3 separate regions of the Homo sapiens genome follow, and regions 2 and 3 are each linked to region 1. The links are chromatin loops, found by intact Hi-C in ENCODE. Cell type or tissue: Calu3. All regions are shown on one strand.

The links. Hi-C counts contacts between places; a loop is a spot of excess contacts. Peaks named below come from ENCODE experiments on the same cell type or tissue, not always from the same donor. Only the 100,000 strongest peaks of a DNase experiment are listed, where the experiment ranks them.
Region 2: it touches region 1 in a loop (3-fold over the local background); 6 of 110 quality-filtered maps call a loop at or near these places.
Region 3: a loop joins it to region 1, with 4 times the contacts of the local background. A loop is called at or near these places in 3 of 110 quality-filtered maps.

Annotation. Positions count from the first base shown.
Region 1 is chr4:41,504,994-41,507,493 of GRCh38, forward strand. It overlaps a transcript of LIMCH1 not described here. Among named protein-coding and RNA genes, the nearest start is that of LIMCH1, 32 kb to the right of the region's middle. In Calu3, no CTCF peak of the experiment used is centred here; DNase peaks (open chromatin) are centred at 328 and 1,358.
Region 2 is chr4:41,656,074-41,658,573 of GRCh38, forward strand. All of the region lies in intron 18 of LIMCH1 (LIM and calponin homology domains 1), which reads left to right. Among named protein-coding and RNA genes, the nearest start is that of LIMCH1-AS1, 35 kb to the right of the region's middle. In Calu3, no CTCF peak of the experiment used is centred here; no DNase peak of the experiment used is centred here.
Region 3 is chr4:41,280,014-41,282,513 of GRCh38, forward strand. No RefSeq gene overlaps it. Among named protein-coding and RNA genes, the nearest start is that of UCHL1, 24 kb to the left of the region's middle. In Calu3, a CTCF peak has its summit at 1,270; a DNase peak (open chromatin) is centred at 1,218.

The sequences.
Region 1 (2,500 bases):
TTACTTTTATCTATAAAAACAGATCATAATTGTAAAAATCCATATAGGATTGTTCTGAGGATAAAATGAATTGAAAATATGTATAAAATTCTTTGTTCAGTGTTTGGAACATAGCAGGCACTTAAATGTTAACTTTCCCCCGTTCGTCTATGTAACAGAGAAATTACTACTTCTTGAGGTTTCTAGGAGATTCCAGTGAGAGAATACAGTCAAGCACTCAGCATAGCATCTGGCACTTGCTTGGCACCCTGTACCACTGGCTGTTCTTATTATTGTTTTTGGAAATAGTCCAAAAGTCAATTATGAATATGACATAGTCATTGCAACTCTGTGTCACTGTGCACCCAGTGGCTCGCTCCCTTGGGCTGCCAGCAAGCCACGGGATGAAGGCATTTGGATTATACTTTCTAGCTTCTCTCATCTAGCTTGTGATCAAAAACTGGGCAAGAAAATTTGGGTCCCTTACAAACTTGATCATGTGTGAATAATGAACTTTGGCTGGCAGAGCTTGGGGACTAGAGTGATTGTTTTGAAAACAATAACCCTGACCTCTGTGGTGATGTCATTTTCTCCCATCCATCCAGTCTGTTGTGGTTTTCTTCTCTGGGAAGCTGTTCCAGAACCTTCTAGGCAGTGTTAATAGGTTCTTGTCTGGCTGCTAAGTACCCATACACAACTCCACTTTAGTGCTATTATAGAGCTCTACCTCTTTGTCCCATCTTTGTACCGGATTGAGAGCTTTCTTGAAGACCCTTTGTCTTTGTATTTCACTCATTGGACACTGGTGTAGCAAATAATCCATCTATAGAAACACTTGGTGAATAGATTGAGACCAAGTTATAAGATTTCTACCTAGGCCACCTGATCATCAATGACTGCCTTTAACTTTCTCCCAGTCTTAGTCAGTATTATTCTCTCTCTCTGTGTTTCTGACACACACACACACACACACACACACACACACACACACACACACTTTGTATAAACAACAGACCCATCCCTAAAGACTGGGAGACCAAAGGATGGATGTATTTGCTTTCTTCAAGTGTAAGATTCTCTATTACAAATTCCATCTTCCTAGGAGTCATAGAACTGAACTTAAAAGTTTTGTTTTGCAAACGTATTGTCATGAAATGAAAGTGTGAGTATGTTAATCTACAAATAAGTGACCAATAAAGAATGTCTTAGTGGATTTTTGTCTCAGTTCCTGTGTTGCTGAAATGATTTTCCAAAGATAAGAAATCTGTTGGCAAACACTTATTCTATCATCACTGATAAATGAGCTGCTTGTCAGAAGGAGGTCTGGCCTTAGATTCTTGTCATGATTTCAGCATGAGATGTGGTGTGTCACGGATGTGTCCTAGTCTTGTAGGACAGGTTGAGGGTTGATGGTGTAACTTTGTGTGGAGACATTTTATCACATGGAGGAATTGTTGGCTATCGACCATGTGCTGCATAGCACCAAATTAGGCACCAAGAGGCATAAAAACAGAATGTAAGACATGATCTTCAAAAGTTTTATGATGTGCTTGGGGACTGGACCCACACACACAGAGCAGTTAAGTTACAGTGTAAACCAGTGTACGAGTAAATGTAAAACCAACAAAGATTTAATCTCCAAGATTTAATAAGAGGTTAAATGAGGATACTGTTATGACTTGGGAGACAGTTAATTGGGGAGATATAATATTAATTGACTATTAAGAATAGGTTGAGGGAAAGGGAAAATCATCTTTATAGAGAAAAACAAGTAGTTTTTTCTTTCTTTATACTTTCATAACACTCTGGTCACAAAAATGTGTGGTTTTTATCCCTCATAATGACCAATTCTCCAATACCAGCTGGTTATCTTAAAGTTTAACTTAATCTCGACACTAACTGGAGATAATACAGACTACACAGGTTAAGGGCTCAGTCCCACAAGACTGCCCCCACCCCTCATTTAGATGCCAGTTGCAAATAACAGGTCCTCAGGTGATCCACAACTTCTGTCCACTTGGCTACAAATTGGAGGCTCTCATGGCCTCCTTCTTGGGTTTGAATATTTATCAGAATGGCTCACAGAACTCCGGGGTACATCCGTGTATTTATGGATTTATTCTAAAGGATCTGATAAAGGGTACACATGAACAGCCAAATGGAAGATGCAGAGGGGAAGGCGTGGGGCCAAGGGAATAGGGTTTTCATCCCTTTCTTGTTGGTCCATCCTCCCAGCACCTCCACACGCCCAGCAACCCAGTATATCTTCAGACTCTTGAAACAGAGGGATTGAAACCGGGATTTTTATGGAGGCTTTGTCACTTAGGCATGATTGGTTGTTAATTCCATTTCCAGCCTCTCTCCCCTTCCTGGAGGATGGGAGTGGGGCTAGAAGTTCCAAGCTTCTAATCGTAGCTTGGTCTTTCTGGTAACCAGCCTCCATCTAGGAGCCTACCAAGAGTCACCTCATTAGAGCAAAAGACACTCCTATCACCCAGGAAATTCCAAGGGATTAGGAGTT
Region 2 (2,500 bases), 150 kb after region 1:
TGGGTATCTAAACTACTTCATCTGCTTTTCTCAAACTGAGTCACAAGGTAGGTCTGTTTTTCCCATTTTGAAAAAGCTCTAGGTCTTCCTCTTGAAAATTCAGTACTTATGTTTTCTGATCCAGGAAAACAGACAATCGGATCTTTCTTGAAACATTGCATTTTGCAGTGAGAGCAGGGTGAAGGCATTTGAGTAGGTGCCGTTTTTCTTATAACTGAGACCAACTGCAAATTCCTTTTAGATGGCAAATGTCAATAAACATTTCTTGAGAAACTGGTTTTCTCCATCTAGAAGTAGTTGTAAGATTGCTAGATTTAATGATTTTTAAAAGTCATTAAAGATATTTAGATAAAGATAAAGATGCATTTACAGATTTCGAGAAAGCATACATCAGGGAAAATAAAAAATTAACCTGGCCTATCTATCCAGTTACCTGGGTCAAAACCTCATTTTTTTTTAATTTGAAAAGTTTAGTACAAAAAAAAGTTTAAGACATGGAGAGCCTGATTCTCCATATAGATTCCCTGTCTTCCAGTGGCAGTAGATATTTGGAGGTATAAAAGTGAAAAGAGAAACCCATGCACAGCATATGTGGCACCTGGGTCTGGCACCGCAGTGCCAGAGCATAAATAGACTGATTTTCCAGGCTTGTGTCCAGATAAGTTGTCCAAGACGAGAGCCAGGAAATCGCTCAGAGTCACAGAACCGTTGCTCGGGAAAGGACGTTGGACATCACTTGTTCCAACCCATAGAGGTTAAATGATCAGTCCGAGCTCACCAGCAACTCCATGTGAGAAACAGGCCCAGCACCCAGACCCTCAGTCTCAGGAGGGTGCTTGCCCTCCTGCTTCACATGTCTAGTACATCTTCCAATGTCGTTCTCTGGGCCAGTCCACCACCAAGATTCTAGTTAAAATGAGCAGCCAGATGCCAGGTAGGCTTTGGGCTAGACCATGTCTCTCTCAAGCCAGGAAACTGCCACCTCCCACCTGAGGCCCCAGGGCTGAGTCTGGCACCCGGGCAGTTTGGATCGCATTCTCAGTTAAGGGGAAGCCAGCTCCTGGCTGAGTCCCATGCAACCTTTCTGTGCTCTCATTCATTCACGTCCAGGGATCTGTTTTTATTTACTTGTTTTCATTCTTGAGAAAGTGTTACCAGTTGGAGAAGGGAAGGGCTCTCCTCTGTTGAGCTGTAACCAAAGAAAAATACAGGTCAGAAAACACATTTTTCCATCAAGGCGGGTTTGTTTGAAGCAAACCGCTGAGTGTATCCCTGCCAACTTTGAACTCATTTCCTTCGAAGTAATGATGTGAGTACAAAAGTAATAAGCCTCCAGGATGGAGTATCCAGACATAAGTTAATTAACCTGGCTTTGGGGATTTCCCTTGATTACAGATAGCCTATATACATTGCAGAATACAGAAAACTGGAGAAAACATCGACTACCTATTACTCAGCCACTCTGAAATTAATGCTAACATTTTTAGAAAATGTATATCCTTCTTTTTCTCAGTGTGTATAAAGTATTTTTAAGTGGGTTCCTGTTATTCAAATTGCTTGCTTTTTCTCTTACTTTATCTGAATATTTTGCTAGCAGTAGCCAGATTTTGATGACTAGCATACATTTAAACTAAGCCTGAGAGTATACATTCCATAAATAAGTGCATAATATTTATTTACTTAACAAGGATTACGCATGTATCTGGCCGCTAATTCCTCAGAACGTGGACTGAACAGAAATCCCCGAGATGAGCTGATGGCTGGGGGCAGTTGGGTCCCCAGGAGCCCTAGGAAGGGGAGAGATTCCAGGAGAGTTCTAATCTTTTGCAGAATAAATGAGTGGGAGGTAGAGGAAAGAAAGGGAATGGAAAAAGCAGTTTGAATCACTTCAGCAATAAACAAGACTCTTAGGTGATAGATTGCCTCTCATGTATCAAAACCTCTCAATACTGGAGGACAGCTTGGAATTGGTGTGACTCCAAGCCCAGGTGGTGGGACATTGAGGTCACCAGCACAGGCAGGGTTCCCACCTCCCCTGCCTTCTAGCAGTATGACCCTCGGTAAGTCGCTTAACCTCCCGGGCCTCAGTTTCTTCACTTGTATGAAGGGAATCATGTTGGTACCTACCTCCTAAGCTTGCTCTGAGAATTATGTGAGACGATTCTTATGAAAGGCCCAACAGCACTGACACGTGGCAAGTGCAGTAAATATTGATTGCAGTTTCTGCTGTTGCTACTATCAAGTTACCGTATCAAATGTCAGGATGTAACCTTTAAAGCACCTTTTAAGGTAAGTTATCTGGAGTTTAGTATTTGAGTGCTGAGCCATAGAGAAATGTCTTGAGAAATGTGAGAATTCTTGAAAGCAGAAGTTCTCCAGCATACATAAGTGGTAAAACGTTGCTGGAATGTGGTATGCTGGTACAATAAGCCTTAGTGAAGTAGTTAGTGCTTGAGCACCCCATCCCCTTTGCATCACACATTAGGTCTTTAGGTCTAAA
Region 3 (2,500 bases), 220 kb before region 1:
GGTTCTCACTGTCACCCACACTGGAGTGCAGTGGCACGGTCACAGTTTACTGTAACCTCAAATTCCTGGGCTCAACAATCCTTCCACCTTCCGCCTTCCAGGCGGCACAGCTCTGGTTGACAGCTTGGGCTATACAACCAGCTCCACCCCTTACCAGCTGGGTGCCTTGGCCGATGAACTCCCTAAGCCTCGATGTCCTCATCTGTAGAGTGAGGTCAGTATCCGCCTCATAGGATTGTTGTGAGCAGCACATGAGAACATTGTGAAGTTCTTGGGGATGTGCCTGGAATGTATCAAGTGTTATTGTTTTTACTTTTTATCACCACTTAGCTCCTTTCTTTATCTATGCTAATAGAGGGGAGTTCGGCGGGGATACATTAAAACTCCTTTTTCTCCAGTCTTAATCCCAAGGTACAAAGTGCCCTTTTCTGCTCAATGCCATACTAGACCTCATTCCCTGAGGGTAATGCCCTATTTCTTTCTTTCTTTTCTTTTTCTTTTTCTTTCTTTTTTTTTTTTTGAGACGGAGTCTCGCTCTGTCGCCCAGGCTGGAGTGCAGTGGCACATCTCGGCTCACTGCAAGCTCCGCCTCCTGGGTTCACGCCATTCTCCCGTCTCGGCCTCCCGAGTAGCTGGGACTATAGGCGCCTGCCACCAAACCCGGCTAATTTTTTGTATTTTTTCACCGTGTAAGCCAGGATGGTCTCGATCTCCTGACCTCGTGATCCGCCCGTCTCGTCATCCCAAAGTGCTGGGATTACAGGTGTGAGCCACCGCGCCCCGCGGTAATGCCCTATTTCTAAAAGAAGTTTTCCTAAAAGTTATCTTAAACCATAGTGCCCAAACCATCAATGCCTTGTTCATTGCAGTGAGACGAATGCATTTTGCCTTACATTAAAGCATGAAGAATATAAGTGTATTTACCCTCTTGAGGTTACCAATTTTTAAAAGGGAATGATATAATTTAAAATTTAAAAGCTAATTTTCTAAGGACAAGAAGTATTTTAAAAACAGATCAATAGGTTTTTGCTTTGGTTGACATAAGGTATCTCTAGTCATCAAAATAAACAACCTTTAAATGTCCAGCATTTGGATGTTTAAATCCAAACTGAGCGGCTAATATCTTGAATTAACCCATTTCACACCCAAGCACACCGACTAATACGGGAAGGCAGATGATGTATTCAAGGCTATGTGCACTATATCCAGTAGGTGGCAGCATAGGAAAACTTATGGCACTATTGTAGCTGGTAGGATGAGCCAGAAATCTTAATACCAGGAGCAGTTGGTGACTGCCCTTCTTAGGCAAGATGGAGCAGTTTGATAGCATATCCCATATCATTCTTTATTTTAGCGCCGTGTTTCAGACTGGATGAATTTGTCCAGCTACAGATTGGCTAAAGCTGGCCCTGTGAATTGCTTGTTGGTCCATTCATATTTTTGGGTAGGTTCTATTTATTTTTTCATGAAAGTAAAATGAAAGAGAGAAGCAGTAATAATTTCACAAGTTCACTATAATGAATGTCTCTTCTGCTTACGTCGAGTTAGATATTATCCCAAATATAATTGATTTTATGTAATCAATTATATTATCAGTTCTACTTCTAGTAAAACCTTGCTTTCAAATCTATCTTAACATAAGGGTTTAATATAAACCAGTTTGACTTTTCCATCAAGAAAACTGAATCTGGTTCCAACATTGACATTAATTAGTTGGGTTACATTAATCAATTCTCTTTTCTTTTTTTGGTCTCAAATGTGTGTGTGTGTGTATATATATATTTTTTGTTTGTTTGTTTTTTGTTTTGAGATGGAGTCTCACTATGTTGCCCAGGCTGAAGTGCAGTGGCGTGATCTTGGCCTACTTCAGCCTCCACCTCCTGGGTTCAAGCAATTTTCCTGCCACAGCCACACAAGTAGCTGGGATTACAGGTGTGTGCCGCCACACCCAGCTAATTTTAAGTATTTTTAGTAGAGACAGGGTTTTACTATGTTGGCCAGGATGGTCTAAAACTCCTGACCTCAAGTGATCCGCCCACCTCAGCCTCCCAAAGTGCTGGGATTATAGGCGTGAGCCACTGTATCCAGCCTCAATTATATTTTAAAATAAAAGAATTAGGTAGGCTTGAATTCTACTAAAGTCTCATATCCTATTATGTACCACAAGCTTTGAAAATGTTCTTTTTTTTTTTTTTGAGAAGATAGTAGCAGCAATGAAATAATAGTTATTATTTTCCAGGGTAACAATTTTAAGAGATAAATACCCATTTGCATACGTAAATCCTAATTAATCCCATTCCCTTGTGGTCATAATTCCAACAATGGCAATTAGATGTGGCACGTTTGGGTTGGGAACAGATCCTCAATTTAGGAGTTTTTCTATGATCTATATTTTTTTACTTAATGTAATTTGTTTCATTGTAATACACATTTGTTTCCCTTTTAGTGCTTTTTTGGGGTTCTTACAATAGAGCTGATAATCTTTTTAATGGGTGCTTTC